5 separate regions of the Mus musculus genome follow, and all the other regions are linked to region 1. The links are chromatin loops, found by intact Hi-C in ENCODE. Cell type or tissue: left cerebral cortex. All regions are shown on one strand. Region 1 holds the start of Rasd1 (RAS, dexamethasone-induced 1). Region 2 holds the start of Gm38498 (a long non-coding RNA gene). Region 3 has its middle 36 kb from the start of 1810063I02Rik. Region 4 overlaps Pemt (phosphatidylethanolamine N-methyltransferase). Region 5 has its middle 28 kb from the start of Rai1.

Evidence for each region. Peaks named below come from ENCODE experiments on the same cell type or tissue, not always from the same donor. Only the 100,000 strongest peaks of a DNase experiment are listed, where the experiment ranks them.
Region 2: it touches region 1 in a loop (6-fold over the local background); 22 of 42 quality-filtered maps call a loop at or near these places.
Region 3: it touches region 1 in a loop (4-fold over the local background); 15 of 42 quality-filtered maps call a loop at or near these places.
Region 4: a loop joins it to region 1, with 2.2 times the contacts of the local background. A loop is called at or near these places in 19 of 42 quality-filtered maps.
Region 5: it touches region 1 in a loop (4-fold over the local background); 20 of 42 quality-filtered maps call a loop at or near these places.

Annotation. Positions count from the first base shown.
Region 1 is chr11:59,963,163-59,968,162 of GRCm38, forward strand. Med9 (mediator complex subunit 9) reads left to right here. Exons shown (of 2, transcript NM_138675.3): 2 at 1-144. Rasd1 (RAS, dexamethasone-induced 1) reads right to left here and starts at 1,782. Exons shown (of 2, transcript NM_009026.5): 1 at 1,358-1,782; 2 at 19-1,204. The coding sequence starts at 1,643. The coding sequence ends at 648. In left cerebral cortex, a CTCF peak has its summit at 2,249 (motif pointing right); DNase peaks (open chromatin) are centred at 504, 881, 1,167, 1,361 and 3 more places; H3K4me3 peaks cover 2,098 bases; H3K27ac peaks cover 1,667 bases.
Region 2 is chr11:60,024,588-60,029,587 of GRCm38, forward strand. All of the region lies in intron 2 of Pemt (phosphatidylethanolamine N-methyltransferase), which reads right to left. Gm38498 (a long non-coding RNA gene) reads right to left here and starts at 2,367. Exons shown (of 3, transcript XR_879899.1): 1 at 1,702-2,367. In left cerebral cortex, a CTCF peak has its summit at 2,912 (motif pointing left); DNase peaks (open chromatin) are centred at 2,903 and 3,983.
Region 3 is chr11:59,883,224-59,888,223 of GRCm38, forward strand. No RefSeq gene overlaps it. Among named protein-coding and RNA genes, the nearest start is that of 1810063I02Rik, 36 kb to the right of the region's middle. In left cerebral cortex, a CTCF peak has its summit at 2,075; DNase peaks (open chromatin) are centred at 2,195 and 2,493; H3K27ac peaks cover 1,199 bases.
Region 4 is chr11:60,014,925-60,019,924 of GRCm38, forward strand. The region is part of intron 2 of Pemt (phosphatidylethanolamine N-methyltransferase); the gene reads right to left. Among named protein-coding and RNA genes, the nearest start is that of Gm38498, 9.5 kb to the right of the region's middle. In left cerebral cortex, CTCF peaks have their summits at 2,002 and 4,080 (motif pointing right); no DNase peak of the experiment used is centred here.
Region 5 is chr11:60,074,252-60,079,251 of GRCm38, forward strand. No RefSeq gene overlaps it. Among named protein-coding and RNA genes, the nearest start is that of Rai1, 28 kb to the right of the region's middle. In left cerebral cortex, a CTCF peak has its summit at 2,725 (motif pointing left); a DNase peak (open chromatin) is centred at 2,737.

The DNA.
Region 1 (5,000 bases):
CCTAAAAGCAAAGCACCATTTTCCGTTTCTAAATTATTTTATTTTAAATAAAAAATAATAATAAAGACCTCACACAATAGAAATGTAGAGATTTTGTTCATGTCACATTGACACTGGAACTATTAAAGTGCAAGTTTTGTGTTTTGTTTTTCTTTTGGGTAATTGCACACACACATGTAAACAAGTCACTTGGCTATGATTGAACACCCCCCCCCCCCACCTCCAGCCAAAGTTTCCAGTTTGCTGAGGACAGAGGTGGCTGACAGCGGCCATGGCAACACCAATCACAGACAAGATAATGCCCTATTATTAGTCCTGCCCTGAAGCGAGCAGGACAGTTACTTTAAGTCTCACAGGCTGATGAACTTCACACGCTTTTTCTCAAACCTCTTGAGAAAAATGCCAAGCGCCCCTCTGCTGGGTCCTGGCATCCCAGAATCGGAGGTGACAGCTCCTGTCTTAGCTAGTTCTCTTTCCTTTCACAGCAGGTGACTGTCCCTTACTGGCTTGGTCTCCCCGGGCTGGGTCTCAGGGAGGGAAGGAGAAGGCCAATTGGCGCTCCTGTGGCACGGACCGCTAGTCCAGGAATCCGATTTGACTTTTGAACAAAAAAGGTCCTCAGGTTGTGTGGCTGACCCTGGGGGCTCCTAACTGATGACACAGCGCTCCTTGTCCTTAGCCTGGCTGCCGACACTGGTTTTTTCACGAATGTACATGAGGTCGCTGTGCACGCTGGGTCTGCGAGCAAAGGGCGCCAAGATGCCAAAGGCATCGCCGTGGTCGCCCCCGCCTCCGCTGCCCGCACGCAGAAGCTTCTTGTTCCTCAGAGCCTTCTTGTGCAGTACGTCGCAGTACTGCACAGATACCTTGCGGTGCAAGTCGGGGCTCATCTCGCTAGGCAGCTTGGCCATGGCAAAGAGCGCACGGAACATCTGGTCCAAGCTGCTGTTCTTCTTGGCTGAGATCTCGAAGTAGGCACAACGCTGAGGGTCGTCACCCACCAGCTGCTCAATCTCCCGCTGCTCTACTTCCCGGTAGAAGTCCCGGTCCCCTTTGTTACCGCAAATGACCAGCGGCACGTCCACATTCTCTTTGGTTTTGTTCTTGAGACAGGACTTGGTGTCTAGGATCTGCTGTTTGAGCCTTTGCACCTCTTCGAATGAGTCGCGGTTGTCTAAGCTGAACACCAGAATGAAAACGTCTCCTATAAGGGAACGAGTGGGAAAGGTGAGGACAGCTGCCAGGCACAGAGCTGCAGACACCCCAGGTGAAGGGGCAAGCCCCAAGCACAACACACCAGCCCCATCCACTCCCCTCAAGACTCCGGTCCCCCTATCCCCGTCGACTCCCCACTCACCTGTGAGGATAGAGAGGCGCCGCATGGCGGGAAACGGATGATTGCCGGATGTGTCCAGTATGTCCAACTGGTAGACTTCGCCGCGGATCGAGTAAAACTTTCGGTGGAAGTCCTCGATGGTAGGGGTGTAAGCATCCTCGAAACGGCCCGTGAGGAAGCGCGACACAATGGCCGTCTTGCCCACTTTGGATGAGCCGAGGATGACCATCCTGTAGCAGTTCTTGGCCGGGATACTCAGTTCAGAGTCGCTTGGGCACATCTTCTTGATCATCGCGGCCAGTTTCATTGGGTAGAGGGGCCCCAGGGGCGGATGCGTGGCCGAGAGAAGGTAGAGAGAGGGCTGCAGAGAACTCCGGAGTGACGGAAGAGCTTGGCTTCGGGACTGCGCGAGCTGGTCTGGGCTCTTGGGTACAGACAGCAGGCTCAGGCTTTCCGCGCCCCACACCGCCCTTATATTCAGTTGGCCGAAGCCCGGCCAGGCACCTCCCAGCTAAGGTGCGTCACGTCCCGCCCCCGGACGCGCCCAGCTCCTCCTAGACGCAGCGACCTCCGCCTTGGAGCCTGAGGCTCCTCTTCAGACCTACGTGCGCTGAAAGGAAAACTAAATCCAAACTACGGCCAGTGGGATCCGGCGCTTCCCACTTTTGGCCGCAGAGGTCCTGGCTGTGCCTTTGATTCACTTACCTCTGGGATCTCCATTCTCTTAACACTAGTGCACAGACACCCACTTTTCTTGGGCCTTAGTTTCCCCAAAAAATATTATCTGATGATAGCAACAGATTTGCTGGACATTTGCCCCAGGGCCAACCCCTTAGGTCCCCGGACTCTTGGTGCTCTCCTGGGCTTAGTGTCCGGTGTTTGTGGGTTTTCTATGTTATCGTCCGCGCTTTGCGCTTCAGCCACCAGAGGGAAGCAGGGAGCCCCACGGACCCGCTGGGATGCCTAAGGTTGTGGCCACTCTGGAGAGGGGCAGGAGGCTGGCTGGGGACCCTGACGGGGAGCGCTGTCATGGACTTCCTGTGCTCTACTTTCCCAACTAGAGAGAATCTGATCGATGGGGACCTCAGTAGAGGAGAGTCTGTACCTGACTTCATACTTCGAGACAAGCCCCTTTAAAAAAAAAAAATCAAAACAGGCCAGAGTACCTACAGCCTCCTATGGCTTTCGGGACTTTCCCCTCTCGTGGGCCAATTCATCGTCATTTTGCACTGAGGTGGCTGACTGGGGCCGATGATCTCAGAGGAGGCCTGGAAGCACAACCTTCACTGTAGTTCAGTTTCCCTTTCTGAAAGATGACACTGGTTCCTTGATTGTAAAGATTAAGTACAAACACGTTCCGAGACCAGGGCCTGGTCAGAACAATAAAAGTATAGTATCAGGGAGGCTGCCTAGGGGAGGAAGCCGGTGGCAGGTTGATCAGTAACCAGGACTGAGTGATGCTTGAGGAGAAACGGGACGCGTCTGCTGCTTGTAACTGACGACACAGGTGAGCTGTGTTTATTCTGCTCTGACCTCGTCTTATTTAGGAGAGGCCCAGAGACCGAGTGGCTGACAAATGCCCCTTGCCCATCCAGGCAGTCTTGGTGTCCCACAGGCAGGGCTAAAGTCATTCCCACCCATCCAGATGCTTGCACTATGATCCAGGATTTCAACAGAAACCCAGTCTCTAGATCAGCAGTGGGCATCCTGCCTGGAGCCCATGCAACGTAGGTGTATTGATTTGGTGGTCCCTGTGCTAAATGATAATGCTCTCCCTGGAGACAGAGAAGCAACACTCTGCATTTAACAGATGGGGGAACTGAAGCACAGGGAAGCACGCTGCTGGCCACCTGGCTCCCAGTCTTCCCTTCCTCCCCTCTGCCTGTGCCCCCACAACAGAGCCCACTACACAGGCTGCTGCGGTTGTCTGGCCCGTTTCAATCTAGCAGGATATCCATATTCACTCCCCTTCCTCCCAGGCTGCTTCTACATCCATATCAATTGAGGAACCCGGGACTCATCAGCTAGATCTAGGACAGGCCAGTTGGGGTGAGTCCTTCACCTCCTGGTTCCTGCCCTTGCCCCTGCTCCCCTCCCTTCACCTGGGGTGTCTGCCCTCATCTGGGAGAAGGACCTGTGCCTCAGCCAAACACAGGACTGCTGCATTCAGTAATAAGCATAGAGTGTCACTGCAGGAAGAGGCCTCTTAAGGGGGCAAGTAATGGCTGCGCACCCGGCTGAGGCCCTTCTCCTCTGCCTCCAGAAGGCACTGTGTGGAAGGCTGGGGCTCTGACTCAGGATGGGCAGAGCCAATGTCACCATTCCCCTGAGTCTTCAGTCCCAGGAAAATCCAAGGAATAAGAAGAGAGGGATGAGCTGGGCAGAGGTGGTGCACGCCTTTAATTCTAGCACTTGGGAGACAGAGGCAGGTGGATTTCTGAGTTCGAGGCCAGCCTGGTCTACAGAGTGAGTTCCAGGACAGCCAGGGCTACACAGAGAAACCCTGTCTCAGAAAAACCAAAAAAAAAACAAAAAAAAAAACAAAAAACAAAAAACAAAAAACGAAAAACAAAAAAACAAAAAAAAGCAAAACCAAGAAGAAGAAGAGGAGGAGGAGGAGGAAGAGGAAGGGGAGGAGGAAGAGGAGGAGGAGGAGGAGGGATGGCAGAATCAAAGCTATGGTCCAGCTCTACCCACAGACATCCAGATGGCCAAGGCTCAGCTTAGATTCATGGCCCTCTCTCCTTCCACTGTCAGTGTCACGACTGGGCCTGACATCTTGCCTCAGTCCCTTCTAGATGCAAGGTGACTGGCAGACACTGGTGGTTTCCTGCCACCTCCGAGGTTCATTTACCCAGCTCAAACACCCTGTCAGGAAGACTCCATCCTCCAGGCGCACAGTCACACAGCCTCTGCCAGCAAGTCTCCGGTCGCAAGAACACTGAGGGGTCTGAAAGACAGGCAGTGCTGTCCCACATAATCCCAACTACCATCTGTGTCCCCCCAGGCCACTGCTCCACAGGGGACAGCATGTGCATCCCTTTCCCAGAAACTCTGGAAGTCACTGTGATGTTTCCTTACCACACAGGTTTGTAGCAGTGTCAGGCTTCCTGCTCAGAACAGAACTCTTACCAACTGATCAAATGCTGAGGGGAGTCCAGCGGAAGCCAAGGGTCTGTAAGCTGGAAATGCCAGCCACACAGCCTCATCCAGAGGCAGAGAGGACTCAGAAGGTTCTTTGAAGTTGGGTCACAAAGAAGGGCATCGGGTGCCACCACATTACCCACAGGGGCCAATCCTACTTGTGCCTGCAAGAGGACCCCACAGGTTGTCTCTGCTCCACTTCCTGTGGGGCCTGGTGGGTAGTCTTTAGATTATTGTGAGGGAGCCTTTGAAATGTGGTTGTAGGACCCCAACCCCTTTCTCATTTACCCTTTACTTCTTGGCCATTGGGTAAGCAGCTTGCCCTACTATGTGCCCCCAACTTGCCCTACTATGTGCCCAACACACATACTGTGCCCAACAGTATGTACTGGCTTCATGTGGGTTCGAAACAACACAGCCAGCAGTCAGGAGGCAGCCCCAGCTCTCTGGCAACCAGCTCACTCCTGGTGGGCTCCATCCCATCCCTGTCTCCTGCTGGATTCCAAGGGACACACTGGGG
Region 2 (5,000 bases), 61 kb after region 1:
AGTGAACAGAACATGCAAAGGTCCAGGGGCACACTGAGAACTGTCTGTCCGTGGTGATAAGTCGAGCTCCTGAAAGAGTGCCCTCTCAAAGCCAAGTCTGGGTCATGAAACCTCAGACCCGTAGTTCTCAAGCTGCGGGTCACAACTCCTTTGGGTTGAATACCACATATTGGATATTTACACAGTGATTTATAACAGTAGCAAAATCACAGTGATGAAGCAGCAACGAAAATAAATTTTAAGGTTGGAGGTCACCACAACATGACGAACTGTATTAAAGGGTCGCAGCATTAGGAAGGTTAAGAACTTACTCTCAGACTGTGCTACAGCAGCCAGGATCAGGGCAGAGGCCAGGGGCATGGCTGACTGGAGGAACACCAGCGCATGTAAGCCCCTGTGTTCAATCCTCAGAGAAGGAACAGGGAGGGAGGGAGGGAGGGAGGGAGGGAGGGAAGGAGGGAGGGTGCTGTAGTAGATCAGCCTGGTCTGCCAGGGATACAGATGAAACAGTAAAATCCTAAGACCTCACTTCCTGTGAAGCACCAGACTAATCTTATACACCAAGATGGCCAATCCCAAAATAACCAGGGAGGGGAGACAGCCTGGGCCCCATCCAGCTCGCATATTCTAAGATAACTGAAACCAGCACCTAGACCCATGGCATAGAACAACCCTCCCTCAGCAGGTTTGCCCAGCCTTCCTTTTGTTCTTTGGCACAGACTGTGAGAGACACTGTTTGGGGCATTTCATCCCACGATGCTGGGATGCTGGGTTCTAAAGTAACCCCGGTGCTGGAGGGATGGGCTCAGTGAGGAGGCTAAGGCTACTTCCAGCTAACCACACATCCACTGCACTTGAGCCAACACTGACAGTGTGCAGCGGTGTCACTGTTAAAGATCACCTGCAGCCCAGTGTGAAGCTGGGCTGGCATTGGTTCTGGAGGGCCACAGCCATGAGTACAGCTGAGACAAAGGAAAGGAGACTTGGGCGTGCCGGGGTACATCAGGTGGCCATCAATCAAAAGGTGTTAGTGTGTGAGCCTGGTGACACAACCCAGGTCTCCTGTCGTGTGACACCTTCAACTGCCTTGAGCTATAGCAACTAGCCAGGCCAGCCTCTGCAGCACAAAACAAGAGAAGACACCTGACCCCCCAAGTGCCAGCTCCCGGCCTAGTGGGTGGGTCATGTCCCAGGTGCCAGATTTCTATGCCAGATGGAGCAAGAATCCCAAACTGCCCACTGACTGTCCCTACCCATCACACTCACATGCACACTCTCACTCACCGACTTGCCTCCGGGAAACAACTTGGGTGGCTGGCCGGGAGGCAGGATCATCCCTCAGGGAACCCAAACCCCTCTTACCCGCTAACTTCACATCCCCCTGCAAGGTTCCCTCATCCCTCAGTGCTCTTCCTCTTCTAAAAAGCCCACCTCAAGACAGACAGCCATTCTACAGACCAGACAGACGCCTTATCCTCAAGCCTGACCTGGTGCTTGTGCTCTCTCCTAAGTGCCTCTGGGAGCTGTGTGATGAGCACACCCCTGGCTATCCTGCTTCTCTTCTGGTATCCACGCTTACCCATCTAGCCAAGTGCTCACTCCAGGAAAGCACAGTACTATCCCAAGCCAACTCACCACAGGCCAGGCCTGGGTAAGAGGGAGGTTTCTGCAGCTAGACAGACCTCAGTGCACAAACCTCACCTGACCAATGGAGTCGGCAAGGCCAGAGCCAGACTGCAAACCTAGGCTGCCCCAGTGGATGCAGAGGGAAAGCTGCTCTGGCATCAGAGGATCCCTCACGGAGACGAGTGGCAGTTGGCAGGCTGGGAGCAGAAAACAGAAGGTGTGGTAACAGAAGAAAGAAGGGCACCAAAGGGCAAAGGAACCAGGGCTCTTGCTGGCCGCCACTGGAGCAACACACCCCTGCCACCCTGCTATCCACTCCCGTTCTAGGTAACTCCTTCCTGTCAGCTCCCCTCCCTCACTGTCACCTCCTCCCTCAATGGCATCTCCTCTTCCTTGTCAAACCCTCCACTCTTATCATCTCCTTGTCTTAGGGTTTCTATTCTTCGAGGAAACACCATGACCAAAAAGCAATTTGGAGGGAAAGGGTTTACTTGGCTGACCCTTCCACATCGCTGTTCACCCTTGAAGATCAGGACAGGTACTCAAGCGGGGCAGGACCCTGGAGGCAGGAGCTGATGCAGAGGCCATGAGGATGTTACTTATTGGCTTGCTTCCCCTGGCTTGCTCAGCTTGCTTTCTGTCAGCCCAGGGATGGCACCAGGCACAGTGGCTGGAGCCTTCCTCCAATCACTAATTAAGAAAATGCCAGCCGGGCGTGGTGGCGCACGCCTTTAATCCCAGCACTCGGGAGGCAGAGGCAGGCGGATTTCTGAGTTCGAGGCCAGCCTGGTCTACAGAGTGAGTTCCAGGACAGCCAGGGCTATACAGAGGAAACCCTGTCTCGAAACCCCGCCCCCCCCCAAAAAAAAAGAAAATGCCTTACAGCTGGATCTCATGGAGACAGTTCTTCAAAACCGAGGCCCCTTCCTCTTTGATGACTCTAGCTTGTGTCAAGTTCACACCAAACCCGCCAGTACACTCCTCCTCCCTGTTACCCCCTCCTACACTAGGTACGTCCTCTGCTCTCGGTGTCTCCTATGTCACTGTCACCTCTACTCTCTTAAACTCATCTCCTTCCTCACTATAGCATCTTCTTCCTCTCCTGCTGCCTCTTCCTCACTGTTACCTCTCCCTCACTGTCACCTCTCCCTCACTGTGTCTTCCTCTCCTTCACTGTCACCTCTCCCTCACTCTGTCTTCCTCTCCTCACTGTCACCTCTCCCCTGCCTTCCCTTCCTCTCCTGTCATTCTCACCTCCATAGCGCCACCTACTGTCCAGAAGCCCTAAACTCCTTCCAAGGCACCTGTGCCACCAGGCCCACAGTCCCAGGACTCAAACATGCTACATACAGCACAGCAAGTTGTTCCCAAGTTCTGTAAGGACAGTCACCTTTCTCAAACTAGCTCCCCAGACACGGTGACCATTGCCTAGTCCCTCCCTGGAGGCCTTCAGGACAGCGTCCCAATTAAAGTGGGCACCCTCCTGAGCCGAGTTGGTACCTTCAGCTGGTATCTGCCTGCAGCTAGGCTTAGTAGTTGTGGGGCCCAGGTTGCCTGTGGGTAGTTGGTACAACCAACCTTCCTCAGAAGAGCATGGTATGTCCCTCAACCTTTAGGGAAGAGCAGCTGCTTCTGACCTGAGGGGTGGCTTGGATCTACAGCAACAAGAGGACACAGAAGGGAACTTGTGAGGAGCTCTGCCCTCTTCACACCAGCTGTCCTGACAAGACTCCTGTCCTGCTGACTCCCAACACAGGGCCCTGAGATGGACTGGTTCAGGATGGACTCTGTGATCCATCCCAGTCTGCCCTGGTGTCCAAACAGACTGCCTCCATTGGCTGCTGGCTGCTGTCAGCCATCTGCTCCATCTGGCTAATGTAACAAAGCTTGTGTGACATTTCCTCAAATAAACAGTCTGAGCTCAAGGCCACTGCTGGGATCCGGGCCCTGGCCTTCCAGAGCTCTGACCAGGCGAAACATGGCCACTGGAGCTTCACAGAGCCATCTACCCCATCTCTCCCGGGATCTGTCATAGACCCTCAAGTGCTTTCCTTCCCAGGTTTGCCCGAGTGAGTGCGAGCTCATGTCAGATGCATGCAGAATGTGTCCACTGATGCTACGCAGAAGGCCAGTGATGAGCCAGCCCATGCTCAGGAAAACAGCAGCTCTTCCAGGGCACCAGACACAAGTGTGAGCACTGAGGAGGACCCTGGCTGATCCGCTCAGATGCAAGCCAAGCAGCAGCTGCTACCTAGGACACAGTGCATGGCAGGCTGGGGACAAGAAGGGAAAGCAAGTGCTTTGGAGCACTCTAAGATAACAGGACCAGTGCTCCTCGAAGCTGGGCCAAGGGGTGCAGGAGATACAGAGTAGGCATTCAGACCACTTGGGGCACCGCATTAGCCTCCAGAGACAGTGTTGCTGACCTCTGCTGGGCAGGAGCCAGGGCCCCATTCTGCTTCATGCTGCCATCTGGGCCTCTAAAGTGGGCTGGCCTCCCAGCTCACCCTGGCTGCCTCCCCACTCCTTTCATATGCCACTCAAAAAAAAAAAAAATCAGCTCAGTCCCCTACAACTTTCCCCCAGAAACCCAGCACTTTCTTATGCAAGTGTTGGGTTTCGGTCAAAAGCCACCATTTCAGGCAGGCCTTCCCTGACTACCCTTCCTGTCTTTCCTTCTTACCTGCTTTGTCCCTAAAATGTTGGTTTGTATGTTTACTCACTCACTGCTCTTCCCAGGATGCCACTGTGCCAGGGTCAGGCCCACCTGCTCTTACAGATACTGTCAATCTCTAAGTATCTGGACAATAATGGACAAATCTCTTTGATATGGTTTGAACATGATTTCAATGTGTCCACTAAAGCTGGCGGACATGCTGAAGGCTTGTTTCCCGGCATGATGGTGTTGGGAGGATTGGAACCCTTAAGAGGAGCAAGTGTGAGGAGATTAGATCAAGGCAGGTCTCCCTGGGAAGAGTGGCACTGGTCCTGGAGAACTGTTATTTCTCTTGAGGGTAGATTCTTATTTTATTTATATGAGTACACTGTAGCTGTCTTCAGATACTCCATAAGAGAACATTGGATTCTATTACAGATGGTTGTGAGCCACTATGTGGTTGCTGGGAATTGAACTCAGGACCTCTGGAAGAGCAGTCAGTGCTCTTAATCACTGAGCCATTTCCTCCAGCTGGAGGGTAGATTCTTTTTTTTTTTTAAGATATATCTATTTATTTATATGATTACACTGTAGCTGTCTTCAGACACACCAGAAGAGGGCATCAGATCTCATTACAGATGGTTGAGAGCCACCATGTGGTTGCTGGGATTTGAACTCAGGACCTTTGGAAGAGCATGCAGGGCTGTTAACCACTGAG
Region 3 (5,000 bases), 80 kb before region 1:
CTCTGCCTCCAGAATGTGTCTAAAGGTGAGCAACACCACAACCCAGTAAGATGGCTCAGCTTTGAAGAACTTGAACTGCTCTTCCAGAGGACCTGGGTTCGACTCTCAGCATCGTGTCAGGTGGCTTACAACTTCCTGTAACCCCAGCTCCAGGAGCATCCCAATCTTCCAGCCTTTGTGGGTGCCTGTACCCACTTGAACATACCTACACACACACACACACACACACACACACACACACACAAGTAATACAAGAAAAATGAATGTAGAAAAACATGAGAGTGGAACTATGTGACCTTGTCAGTTCCTTTTTTTCCATTTTTAAATTTTTACATGTGAGTGTTTTGTCTGCATGTATGTCTGTGTACCACATGTGTGCCTGGTGTCCACAGAGGCTAGAAGGGGGCATTAGATTCCCTGGGACTAGATTCATACATGCTTGTTAGCTGCCTTGTGGATGCTAAGAATCTGAATCCAGGTCCTCTGGAGGAGCAACCAGTTTGTGCTCTTAACCCCTAAGCCATCTCTTCAGTTCCTGATAAGGTTCCTTTTTGAAAGAGTTACCAACTCTTAAAGTTATAAACTCTAACAAGAAGGAAAAGAAGCTGTTAGAGGCCCTACCCTTAATGAATTCAGCCATCATAGGTAAGATAAGGTATATAAGGATTTTCCTGCTCCCAGGGACCCTAATTTGCTAGGGTATAGACTCTGAGTGGTTATACTATGTCTTGAGCCCCAAATGCCAGAGGCTGACATATGAGGGGACCAGATGCATCGGTCATGGAACTCCCTGTGAGTGCCTGGCTTCCGTTCTGGCTCAGAGGCTGAAGATCAGGTCCCTGATGGAGGAGACCTTACCATATAGTGACCATTCTGTGAGTTTTGTGATGTCATAGCTCCTTTCCTTCTAATTACAATTTGACACTTTCAGACTGTCCATTTGTAGATGCTTGCTGGTCACCCCATAGACAGGCCTGGCCCCAAGATCCCTGTGTGTGGCTCCAGCCCCACACTACGCTGGCCATCTCTGCTGAGTTGGGCTCTGGATAGGATGAGGGCCAGCACCATGGTTCCTGCTGCTGGGGGAGGGCTGTGTGCTGACATGCTCTGACTACTGACTAGGTTATAGACTTTGTTCATCTTCAGTGCCAACAGGGAGCCAGGGTATCAATGGGGTAGAGTGGGACTTCCCTGAGGAGGGCTGTGACCTCAGTTCCTATCAGCTTCTTTCTTGACACTGTCTGATGTTAGGTTCCCCCAGCTTTGGCTTCCAGCCCATCTGCTGTCAATGGTTACTGGAGCTTGGGTCAACTTCATGCTGAGCAACTGCCCAGCCTGTTCCCAGGGTGTCAGCTGAGGTAGATACCCCTGTGTACGCAAAGCCTTTCATTACTGCCAAGTCCTCATCTCTGCCTCCTGCCTAGCCCAGCTCCTCTGACCTCACTAGCTACTCACCACCACTTTGGTTGGAGCCTGTATCCCACCACAAAGCCTCTACACTACACTTCCCTCCTCCAGAGGCTGAGGTGGGTGAAGACTGCTCTTCAACAGTGTTCGGACACCAGGTCTTTCTTAAATGGCATCCTTTGCCTAAACTTGGACCTCTCCACCTCCAGCTTCTGGGCCACCACCTGCAACTCTCCTTCATTTGGGGGGAAAGGCTATGTCCCTAACCCCTAAGATCCCAAAGGAACAGAGATGGAGAGGAAGAAGAGAGATGGACAGATATTTAAATAGGACACAAGAAAAAGGGGAATTTGCAGGGCAGGGCAGGTGATAAGAAGGGCCATGAGGGAAGGGCACAGTTCAGAAAGCTGAAGACCATGGAGGGACTAAGAACTAAGACAAGGCCCGCGCAGCCTTGTGCAGAAGGGTAGGCCCGTGGGAAAGGGTAGAGGAGCACGGTGATGGCACCCAACCTCCTGTGACAGTGACACCCCCACCGTCCCAAGAATATAAACATCCTGAAGGCATCATCCTGCATGGCCTCCCGCAACCACACAGAGATATCCATGTGATAGCACAGGCAGTGTTTAAACAGCTGTAGCCATCGGCAGCTGGTCTCACATGGAGGCGCCCCAGAGCCATATGAAAACAGGAGCCTGCAGCCATGATTAGCCCTGGATTCTTGAGAAAAGCTTCTTGTGGAGGAAGGAGAGCACTTAAAGGAGCGAGAGCACAGGGCTTGGGGGCGCTCCTGGGCCATATGGCACCGGAAGCTCCGTGGGAGGGTGTTCCGGAAGCATGGAGGGCTTCTGGGAAAGGCAGACAAGTTCAGAGGCCGCGTAGTCTTTTCTGGGGCTTCTGACCATCTGTTGCCCTGTTGCCCTTGCAGGTTTCCTCTCTCTGGGGCCCCAGGAAGTAGCTGGTGGCTCTGCCTGGCCATTAATTCACCCATTTTGTTCTTCCCCAGGCTCTGAGCCCTGTGCTGAATATTCAGACTGGCTGCCTGATTTACCCCTGCCTGCGTTTGAGTGGTTCTATTTATAAAGCCCCAAGGATAGCTGACGAAAACGGTGAAGAAGAAACAAAATTTTCAGAGTTTAAAGGCACTATGCCAGCTGTTTGTTTGGAAAATAGGATGACGTCTATTCTCAGTTCCTGGCCTTCCCCTGGGACTGGGGAAGTCAGATTAGGCTGAGGCGTAGCTACCCGCAGAGCTGGACCACACATCACGCCCTTCTGTACCCACGACTTCAGAAACATTGTTTCTCCTTTGCTGACCTTGGATAGTGAAGGATGTTCTCCCTGCAGAGCACTCCAAATCCTTCCTGGGTTCTCCTATTGCATCCTTCTCCATCCCCTTTGGCTAAGGTGCCATGTCTTAGTGTTCTAGTGCTGTGAAGTGACGTCATGACCACTGTAACTCTTATAAAGGAACACATTTCACTGGAGCTGTCTTAGTTTCAGAAGTTGAGTACATTGTCCTCATGGCAGGCAGACATGGTGCTGGAGACATAGCTGAGAGTTCTACAACCAGATTACAGGCAGCAGAAAGAGTCAGGGCCGCTGGGTCTGGCTTGAGCATTTGGAACCTTAAAACCATACTTTTTCTAACGAAGCCACACCTCCTAATCCTTCTCCAGTGGTGCCACTCCCTGATGACTAAGCATTTAAATATATGAACCTATGGGGGCCACTCTTATTCACACACACCCAAAAAAAACCTCCACTTTTTCCTTGGAGGAGAGCCCTGCTAGGCCTTTTGCTGTGGGTTGGGAAAGTCTTGGGAATGGGGACCTGACGCTCAGGTGCCCTGCGATGCTGTGTAAAGCCTATGCTCAGATCTGGGAAGGAGGTATTGACCTCCTGGTCATTTTCTATGTGGCGCATCTTCCCTGGCTGATCCTTGACTTACTGTAAGGTGTGATGTGTTATACTTACTTCACCAAATGGAATGACTTTGAAGTCTCCTGTTTTGGTGTCTTCCCAGGCTGGTGCTAAGTGCTCCCTCCCACCCTCTCTTGAGATGCTGGCAGAGAGTGGTCCCACAGCTTCCAGGCAGCAGGTAACCAGGGCGATCAACCAGTTGTAGTGTGTGGCTGGACATGCATACAGGCTGATTGTGATGGTTTGAATAGAAATGGTCCCCACAGCCTCCTCTGCTTCACAGTTGGTGGAACTTTGTGGGGGAATTAGGAGGTATGGCCTTGTTGGAGGATTCCCAGTGTTCTCATTCTCTCTCTCTCTCTCTCTCTCTCTCTCTCTCTCTCTCTCTCCTACTTGTGGATCAGTCAGGATGTGATCTTTCTGCAGTCATGAATGCTAACCTTCAGAGGCCATAAACTAAAGTAAACACTTTCTTTTATGCCTTGATCATGGTGTTTTATCACAGCAATAGAAAAGTAACTTTAAGACAGAAGTTGGTACCAGGGAATGGGCTATTGTTGTGTCCTGACCATGCTCTTTATTAGAGGAATGTAGAAGACTTTGGGACTTTGGACTAAGAAAGCAGTTGAGTGTTATAAATGGGGCTTAATGGGCCATCACAGTAGGAACTTGGAAAGACAGTGAGTAGTGATAAGAGACACGTTGATTATGGGGGCTCAGCTAAAGGTTTCAAAGGGGAACAATGCTAGCAACTGGTATAAGGCTATTCTTGTGATATTTGGGCAAATATGGCTTTCTGCCTTGTCCTAACAATTTTCCTGAGGCTAAATTGAAAGCTTTAGACTAATTTCCTTAGTGGGGGGGTGTAGTGGCTATTCCTGGTTGTCAACTTGACAATATTTGGAATGAACTACAATCCGGAATTGGAAGGCTCACCAGTGACCCTTATCTGGAGGCTTGGAGATCCTTATCTGGATCTTGGTTTGAAGATCTTGAGCCATATTGGCTATGGATTCCAGAAGATTGAATCTCCGAGTTTAAGGAACACACCTTTAATCTGGGCTACGCCTTTCATCTGGGATTAAAGGTGTGGTGGAACACACCTTTAATCTGGGCTACACCTTCTGCTGGAGACAATATAAGGACATTGGAAGAAGGGAGTCTAGCTCTTGCTCCTGCTCCTTCGCCTGCTTGCTGCGTGAGACTGAGTAACTGCTAGATCCTTGGACTTCCATTCACAGCTGTGACTGAACGATTGTTGGGAATTGAGCTGCCGACTGTAAGTCATCAATAAATTCCTTTATTATCTAGAGACTATCCATAAGTTCTGTGACTCTAGAGAACCCTGACTAATACAGAAGTATTTCGAGACAGCCTAATATTAACTCTGTCAAGTGGTTATTAGTGATCGCTGTTATGCAAGTCTATCACGAAAGGGAACAACTTGGACAAAAAGAAATACAAAATGTACAGTTTGAGGGGAAAAAATAATGCTAGGAAATTTAATATTAGAGCCAAGGCTTGTTCTGAAAGAGGTGAAAAGATTAAAGGCCTGATGCAAAATGGAATCAGGGGAGTGGTGTCCTCAGGCAAGGCCCCACCCAGCTGAGCTTCCAACTTGGAGAAAAGAAAGTCCTGAGGGATTTTCTGCTCCTAAAGAGCAACAATGG
Region 4 (5,000 bases), 52 kb after region 1:
ATAATTAGGAACTTCTATGGATAACTCTCCACGATTCCCCTGACATCTGTTGCCATCTTAGAAGATCCAGCTCCTGGCGGTGGCAGGTGAACACACTGCCTCGTCCCTCCCTTCCACCTGGCACACGCCCAGGCACATGTGGGGAACACCAGACTGAGTGTCTAAAGCTTATTTGAGTGTAAGCTTTGGATCTGTGGCCTGGCCCATGAGCAGGAGCTGGCCTGGGAGAGTCAGGAAAGCAGATCAGGGCCTTGTAAAGAGCACCCTGAGGGTACACTGCTTCTCTCCAGAGCACCTCACACAGAGGAGGTTTGGTTTCAGAGTAAAGGAGGTATGAGCATTGAGCCTGCCCTCTGGAGCCAGAGGCTATGAAGTCAAACCCTCTATCCTTTGGCAAACAGTGTGAAGTTGTTGACAGTCCACAAAGGAGCAAAGATGTCAACATACCAATGTTTATGACTTTTCCAACCATGTCCCACGTCAGGAAAAACTGTCGGCTTCAGAGGCATTAGCATGACATTTTAAGATATCCAGCTCTATTGGCAGGCGTGTGGCAGCTTGCTTCCCCTGGTACTGGCCACATTCAAAGCCAGCAGACATGTGCTGTGAGTCTTGTGGGCCCTGTACCAAAGAGCCCTTGAACTGCAATTTCACCAGATTTTTAAAAACACGTAACAAAGTGAAAGGCCAGGAAGAAGGGCACGAAGTTTCCATGTGTTTGCGTGCACATGAACCCAGCCTTAGAAACCAACCCTCTCTGAGGGCAGACGAGGCACATGCCATAAATGGCATCAACTCCAGCACCAGGAGAAGGAAAAAGAGACCAAAGAGTTCTGAGGCAATTAAGGAGACTCTGTCCAGACCACAGGCTCCCAAAGCAAGGCTAGGCCCTGGTCAGCTTCACCTCCCTAAAACACTCAGCACTGCCCTTGAGATTGGCCCACCCAGGAAGGCCCAGACCAGTGTCTAATGCATCAGGTACGCTGGCCATGCTGGAGCCGCTAAGAGCCAATCCCCACTCCAGGGGTTCGTGTGGGCCTCTAAACACTGGAGCAGGGGCTCCGAAGGATCTTACCTCTTCTAACAGAGGCCAGATGAGCTACACAAAGCCGGGGAATGGGCTGAGAAAGAAAGGGACACACTTTGGTGGCTGATGGGAGAATCAGATGCACCCAAAGAGACAGTCCAGTGGCACTGTCTGTGGCTCTGTGACAGTGGGGCAGGCGCTATTCATCATCATAGGACAGGATGGAGGAGACAGCCAGCAAGAAGCCATGCTGCTTTCTCAGCTTCCCTCCGTGGGTCAGGCAGAGGCACTGAGCGTTATCTTGCACTACTCTCTGAAGCTTTTGTTTCTTGGTCCCGCCACTCCTGAAAGGTGGGGAGCTTACAAAAATACACACATTAAACAGGAGGGAACCGGAAATGAGACGTGGAAGGTGAAACACTGGGGCCCACAGAGGCAGGTAAGAGGCTGGCCAGATAGATAGTCAGCAGGATCACAAGCCAAAAGGCTCAGTCTGCTATGAGCCTGGTGACCATGGAGGCCAATCAGGCCCCTCGATGGGCTAGCTTCCTGTCCACTTCTAATACCCACAACTCCTCCTAGAAAAGTGTTTGCCGCCACAGGGAAATGACCAGGAAATGGGCACTGAATGAGCAAAACCATGAACCAGGCTCAGGCTGTACCTACAGGGCCTCTGACATAGAACAAGGAGGCCAAGTCATGGGACACAGCACAACTGCCTGAAAAATGAAGGAAGGTAGGAGAAACAACAGAGCAGGAGAGCAAGGGATGGACACATGCCTTCACAGAGAGCCTGCAGGGGACGGAGAAAGGACTCAGGCAGCAACGGGTGACATCCTTACTTCCTGACAGAGGCGAGTATTTCCTGAGCAGCTGTGGGAAACAACCCTTGGAGAAAGCTCTGGCTCCCGGAAGGGAAATGTCAAGGTGAGCTGAGAGCCAGCCCAGCTCCTCCTAAGGGTTTGCAGAGGAAATGGCACCTCCATGGTCAAAGAAAAACAAAAACCAGCCAAGGGGTCAACTCTGGGTGATCAATCAACACATAGAAGCATGCCTGGTGGGCTGAGCCAGGAACCAGAGGCCCAAATGATTGACACTGTGGTGGGCTTCCTGCTGTGGGACATCAGAGCAACAGGAGGTGCTAGCTAATGCTGAGGGGAAAGCATGAGAGTGAATTGGTACCCAGCTAAATAAAAGGCAAAGTGAGTGCCTACCCTCCTGATCCTTTCATCCTTCACCCAAAAGCATAAGTCAAAGAGCCACCTCTGAGTGTGGCCCTTGGCACAAATAATCTGACTTTTAATAAACAAATACTCAAGTAGAGGTCATTTGAGGAAGAAATTGAGGCCTTGAAAAGGCAACGAATGGGGTTGGTGAGATGGCTCAGTGAGTAAGAGCACTGTTCTTCAGAAGCTCCTGAGTTCAAATCCCAGCAACCACATGGTGGCTCACAGCCACCCGTAATGAGATCTGATGCCCTCTTCTGGTGTGTCTGACAGCAACAGTATACTTATTTATAATAATAAATAAATCTTTGGGCCTGAACAAGCAGGGTTGACAGGAGCAAGCTAGGCTAACCAGAGCAAGCAGAGGCCCTAAATTTAATTACCAGCAACCACATAGGCTCACAACGATCTGTACAGCTACAGTGTACTCATATTCGAAGGAGGAGGAGGAGGAGGAGGAGGAGGAGGAGGAGAAGAGGAGGAGGAGGAGGAGAAAGAAAGAAAGAAAGAAAGAAAGAAAGAAAGAAAGAAAGAAAGAAAGTGCAAAGAACTTCCCCAAATATACACAGAAAATCAGTAACAGATGCTGTCCCAGATGCCTGCCCCATCTATGGAAGCCCACAGCCCTACAGGCTACTACCCAGGGCTCAGAAGGCTGAGAGAAAGATCAGGGGAAAGGGGCCATAGAACCCATAACAGAAACAGTTACCACAAATGTCGTCAGCACTGTTAACCAAGGCAGTGCAACGCCTGGCCTTGCTTATGCTTTTCCATAGAGCCAGTCTGCTGTGTCCCCCCAGTTCCCTCTTTGTCCTGTTCCCACCTCAATTATGGGAACATTGGCTTCCCGACCCACCACAGCCAAGCAACTCCACCTTGCCCTGCTCTAACCAGTACACTGACCATAACGGCCTTCCACCTAGCCTAGCATGTGAGAGATGAGACGAGGGAATACTCAGTACTCTTTAGTACCTTTTAGTCCATGTTCTCCCCTGCTTTCCTGCCATTACTCTGACCCATGTAGTTAAATCATTTGCTCCCAGGGCCCAGGCAACCCCACAGGATCAGTAGGACCCATGTTCCCCAGTTACCAAATCTTTACTAGGCACCAGTGACGCAGGACAAAGGACATCTGCAGTTAGTTGCCCCTGCCAAGCTGGGGCCTGCCCAGTGCTGTCTGGGGTACTCCCTGCAAGGTATTTCATTAGTTTCCCCACAGGCTGGGCAAGGTGTTGTATAGCAGTTTCCTCTAGTTTAAAACCTTTCATCTTGGAGAGACACTCCTTCACTTAGTAAGATGTGAGGTATTAATGGGAAAGTGAGATAGCAGGATGTTTTAAGACAGGATGTTTACAGGGTGGTGAAACAGCAAGAAGTTCTAAGGCAAGGTCAAACAGGAAGTTCCTCAAACCAAGCAGCTTTTCTAGGCCACTCCCTCCCCAGGTATATATAAGCTATAAGTATTGCTCTCAGACAAACTGGGGGCTTTAGGAGAGGCTCAGACAAGAACTGACTGGAAAAAGCCAGGACACACTGAACTGCATAAGAAAAACAGAGACTAGCCAGAGTGCCTGAAAAACATTCAGACCAACTAAGCTACCTGGAAAGGACACTTTCCAAGCTACTGAGCTGCTCGAAGGCTAGGCAGTGTGTTCCAGGTTCCTAGCCCTCATGAGCTGTCACTGCAGTGGGCTTTGGTGATGCAGCTGACTGAGTTATTTATGCTTCTGTAAGTTATATCTCAACCATATTCTTTTTTTAATTTAAAAAAATTTAATTAATTAATTTATTTTATGTATATGAGTACACTATAGCTGTCTTCAGACACACCAGAAGAGGGCGCTGGATCCCATTACAGATGGCTGTGAGCCATCATGTGGTTGCTGGGAATTGAAATCAGGACCTCTGGAAGAGCAGTCAGTGCTCTTAACTGCTGAGCCATCTCTCCAGCCCCTCACCCATACTCTTATAAGCAATCCCAATAAACCTTACTAGTTCACCAAGTTGGACTTTAGTGGTACCAATACTTTGATCTGTCATTAGTTTCGTATGCAGTGTGAGTAGGTATCTGTTCATGTCTCCCCAAGAATAACATCATACAATATGGGGCAGATGGAGAGTGTCTGCTGATGCTGCTCACAGAAAGGGAAACTGAGGCACAATTCTCAGTTTCAGGCTTTGCCTGCAGCTACTCAGCGAACAACACCCAAGACCTATGAGTAGGCCCCAGGGTAGATGCTCAGTGAGCATACTCTACAGAAGTCTGGGTGGACCGCACAGGCAAGAAGATGGGCCAGTTCTTTAAAATCGAGAGCTGCCAAGCATGAGAGAGAGGCCAAAGGCAAGAAGAGGCAGCCCCACAGCAACTGCAGTGCAGGTCTGAGCACCCTTCTCACCAAGACCTTCCTTGTCTTACAGCAACAGGCCACTCCATGACTCCTATCCCCATTTACAGAAGAGAAAACCAAGGCTCTGTGAAGCCAGGAATACTGCCCAGGCCCAAGTACTCAGAGGCAGAAGGGAAATGATGGGCCTGAGTGTGCTCAAAGGCCTGGTGAAGTGACTGAGCCAAGCTCCCAAGGACGGCCAGGAAAGGTGGCAGGCTGGAAGACACAGAAGTGTCACTTCTACATGACTGCTTCATGTGTCTGGCCCATGTGCAGCCCTGTCTATGGAAGAACTGCATGTACTCAAAACACTGACATAGGAAAGACACAGGCAAGCACACATCAGCCCAGAATAAGACC
Region 5 (5,000 bases), 110 kb after region 1:
TCTGTTGGCAGTCTTCTCACTCATTAGTCGAGTGTGCAATGAACTGTATCACCTGTGAGCACTCCCTAGCCTAGCTCCGGGCTGAGGCTGCTCAACTGTCTGTCGCCTCCTCCAGACTTCTACCTTCCAGGTACCACCCACTTCAGAGACGCTTGAAAAGATGCTCCTCGAGAGACATCCACACTCTGATCTCAGAGTCTGAGTTCTCTTAGGTGGTCCTGTGGTAAAGGACCCTGAGATGCAGCGCTTACTGAGGCCTGACTGTGGACTCTGCCCACAGTGGGCTGAACAAGGCAGAGGGAGACAAGGACGTGATGACAGAAAAGAGGGAGGAAGATTCTGCTGCCACGGAAGCTGGAAGAGACTCGGAACAGTTGCCTCTGTAAAGTGGCTGGAGCAGGCAGCCCCCCAGACGCCTTGGTTTCTGCCCCTTGGTTCTGATTCCTGTTTCCAAAACATAAGATAAAGTTCTGCTGAACCATCTGTTTCTCTGTTTTGTTTGGTAATGCCTTGCACAGAACAAACCAAGGGCCTTCTACCTGTCAAACAAGTACTGGACCACCAAGCGATGGCCCAAACTTATTCAAGGTGATGCGCCACAGCAGGAAGTACCCCTCCAACTCCTCATTCTGCTGCACCAACTGCCACATGTGGTTACTTATTTAGTCTGCACCAGGCCCAGCCAGAAGAATCCTGGTGAGGCAGGATGGCCAGCGCCTCATTTTTCACTGGGTTCACACTGCCCTCCCCGACAGAGTGGATGCCCAATTGAATAAAAGGATTCGTGGACCCAGCCAGGCAGTGGTGGCACACGCCTTTAATCCCAGCATTTGGGAGGCAGAGGCAGGCGGATTTCTGAGTTCGAGGCCAGCCTGATCTACAGAGTGAGCTCCAGAACAGCCAGGGCGATACAGAGAAACCCTGTCTCGAAAAACAAACAAAAAACAACAAAACAAAACAAACGAACAAACAAAAAAGAATATGTGGATCCACCTGTGTTCATTTTTGAAAAGTAATAACTTTTATGTAAAGGTGGCTCTAAACCTGTAGTCCCAGCACTGAAAAGGCTAAACTAGAACAATTATAAGTCTGAATCCAGAGTGAGCTACACATAAGGTAGCAAAGTAAAGCAAAAGTAAGGTTGAGCTGGGCTTTCGTTCCTTTGCATGCAAAGATCTGAGTTTGACCCTTAGCACTGCATTAATCCTAGCACGTGAGGGGTAGAGGCAAGAAGATGAGTTCAAAGCCATTCACAACTTCATAGTGAGTTCAAGGCTCAGGTACAGGCTGTCCAAAATAAAAATAAAAGGGGGGCAGAATTGAGGCCTAATCAGGCAGGTAGCACCTATAATCCCAGCTACCCAGGAAGGCAAGGCAAGAGAATCATGAATCACTTTAATCCAGGAGTTCAAGACCAGCCTTTGTTCACTGGGACTGGGTGTAGCTTTGTAATGCAGTGCCTTCTCAGAACACATTAGGTTCTGGGTTAACCCCAATATGGTAAAAACTAAACAAAACAAAATAAAACATGAGATTTAGATAAGGAATGCAGAAGGAATGCCAACTGACTTACCACCTAACCCTCACCAACTTATCAACAAGGCAATCACGGAAAAGACAAAGGGACCTCTTTCTTCAGATGACTAATTCCTTACAGAGCTGAGGCCAGTATGAAAGCCAGCTTGCTTGCTTGCTTGCTTGCTTGCTTGCTTGCTTGCTTGCTTTCTTTCATTCTTTCTTTCATCCTTCCTTCCTTCCTTCCTTCCCTCCTCCTCCTCCTCCTCCTCCTCCTCCTCCTCCTCCTCCTCCTCCTCCTCCTCCTTCTTCTTCTTCTCTTCTTCTTCTTCTTCTTCTTCTTCTTCTTCTCCTTCCAGGAGCTTTGTTAGCCTGTGAGAGCCTTTGTACCTTCAAAGGCAACAACAAGCAACTAAAAATGTCCCTAATGTCCCATCCACCCACCCATTGCATTAGCTAGAAGGGGCCCCAGAGGCCTTTGGAAGAGCCTGGCTCCCGTGGTCACATTAACAAAAGCTACCACACTTGAGTGACTACCTGTGCCATGCCATGGACAGACTGGCTGCAGTCTGCTTGGCAAAATCTCAACATGGCACCAACCCCTGGTTTCTGGGGGAGGAAACTGAAACTCAGGGAAGTGGTTGCCAATGTCACAACAGAGATTAGCCTACCCTGACCCTTCTCGTGAAGCCACGGGAAGTCATGTTCATCTGATCACACAGCTTAGTTGGTGGTCTGCAAGGATTTTACATGTGCACACACATGCACACAGAGAAAGGGAGAGGGGGAGGGGGAGGAGGAGGGAGAGAGAGAGAGAGCATGTGAGCAACAGGGCCCTGGGAACACTGAAATCTCCCCAATTTACCAGACCCCTTTTATAAAAAAATTGCTTGCTTGCTTGTTTGTTTGTTTGTTTGTTTGCTTGCTTGTTTCAGGGCAGGATTTCATCTGTGTAGCCTTGGCTGTTATGGAACTCACTCTGTAGACCAGGCTGACCTCAAACTCAGAGATCCGCCTGCCTCTGCCTCCTGAGTGCTGGAATTAAAGGTGTATGCCACCACGCCACTTGTTTTTGTTTTTTAAGACAGTGTCTTGCCATGTAACTTGAGCTAGTCCAAAACTCAAAGCAATCCTCCTGTCCCAAGTGCTGGGGATTACAGGCATGAACCATCACACCCAGTCTTTAAAAGCTGTTGGTTTAAATTTACCCAACACCAAGCAAACACCGCCATCTAGTGGATGACAGGTCATGTGCTGTTACGAACCGGTCCCTAGGTGCCACACCACCACCACCACCACCACCACCACCACCACTACTAAGAGATCCAAGGTCAAAGCCAAAGACAGAAAAAGAAGAAAACAAGTCTTAATACATTAATATAGCTGGAAGTCAGAGCACTGGTCCCATGGTCCCATCTGGGGGGATTCTAACAGTGAACCCATATTTTTGAAATGTTCTTTAGTCCCCTCCACAGTATACTACTCATAGAACATCTGGCTTGACTCCCTCAGTGGACCAGAAAACAAAAAACAAAACCAACCAAACAAAAGCGCTATCTGCCATTGCTCCTGGGACAGGAGCTTAGCCATTCTCCACAAATCCTGATGGTTGGTTGGGTCTTTCTTGGCCTGGTTTAATTTGTTAAGCTGTTAATTTGTGGCCCTCCTGCCTGCTCAGTCTCCTGAGCCCCATGCACAGCTTTCTAGCCTAGTTTGAGTGCTGCTGGCTGGGACTAGGATGTGAAGGACAGAACTCCCTCATCTTACTCTTTCCTCCCAATGGCATGCTCTTTCCCAGCTCTTGCCGTGGCTGGAGTCTTCTCAGTGATCACATTCATTCTCTCACGCACCCTTCTGTAGCATTAGCTAACAGACCTGGCTTCATCATTAGAACTTGGTAGAGCACAGGAAGTGGATGGAAGAAACACAATTCTAGCTCCAGGGAGAATACAGAAGGAGGCAAGATTTAATCTCTGTGCAACAGGACTTAGCTGTAAGTGGCATTCGCTTGGGTACACTGGATGTTGGTCCTGCTGGTCCAGGTTGTCTAGGATGAGGTTGCTGAGACAGAATTAGGGATGCAAGACATTTGCTGGTAAGCTAAATACTTGTTAAAAGTAACAAGAAGAGCTGACTTGAGGATGACCTTGAACTCAGAGATCCACTGGCCTTTCCCTCTTGGTATTGAATGCATTTTTACCATGGCTGGCCTTCCTATATTTTGATCCTTTTCAACTCCCCTCCAGTTCCTCTGACTTCCACCCCCTCTCCCAACTCACCCGACTTTCTGTTCTCATTTTTTAAATCCATTGACTCCAATTTGTGCTTCCCATGCAATGGGATGTGTGGCCCTTTATTGGAGCATGATCCACCCACAAGGGGTTGCATCCTTAAACTGACTCTCCCTCAAAGCTCTGAACAGTAGCTCCTCACTAGGAGTGAGAATTTGTGCCCCCTCCCCATTCATATTGGAATTGTTTCCGGTGTGAGCCTTTGCAGATCTTGTGAATATTGCCACAATTGCCATGAGGTTATGCAACTGCCCTGTTGTGTCCGGAAAACACAGATTCCTTCTGATCATCCACAGCCTCTGTCTGTTACAGTCTTTTCTCTTCTATCAAGATGCCCACATTTTAGGAGAGGAGATGCATTGGTTTGAACGAGTGTCCCCCCCCCCCGCCCCCCACGTTGATTGTGCTGTTTGGGGACGCTTTGGCTTTGGACATTTGCTCTTTTCGGTAGAAGTATGTCACTAGAGGCAGGCTTTAAGAGTTTAAAGATGGGCTGGCGAGATGGCTCAGTGGTTAAGAGCACTGACTGCTCTTCCAGAGGTCCTGAGTTCAAATCTCACCAACCACATGGTGGCTCACAACCATCTGTAATGAGGTCCAATGCCCTCTTCTAGTGTGTCTGAAGACAGCTACAGTGTATTCATATACATAAAACAAATAAATAAATCTTTTTTAAAAAAAAGAGTTTAAAGATGTGAGCCATTTTATTCACTATCACTTACTGCTTGTGGTCCAGTGTGAGCTCTCACCACCCTGTTCCTGCCCCCACACTCACTGCCTCCCTATCAGGATGGACTCTTAACTCTGGAACTGTAAGCTCAAATAAACTCTCCTTTAAGTTGCATTGATGATGGTGATTTTGTTTTGTTTGTTTTGTGGGGGTAAGATTTATGTATTTATTTTATGTATATGAGTACACATACATGAGCTACTCTCTTCAGACACACCAGAAGAGGGCATTGGATCCCATTACAGATGGTTGTGATCTACCATGTGGTTGCTGGGAATTGAACACAGGACCCCCAGAAGAGTAGCAGGTGCTCTTAAACACTGAGCCATCTCTCCAGCCTCTGTTTTGAGTTTGTTTGTTTGTTTGTTTGTTTTGTGGTTTTTTTCAAGACAACATTTCTCTATATAGCCCTGGCTGTCCTGAAATGAGTTCTATAGATCAGGCCAGCCTCAAACTCAAGAGAT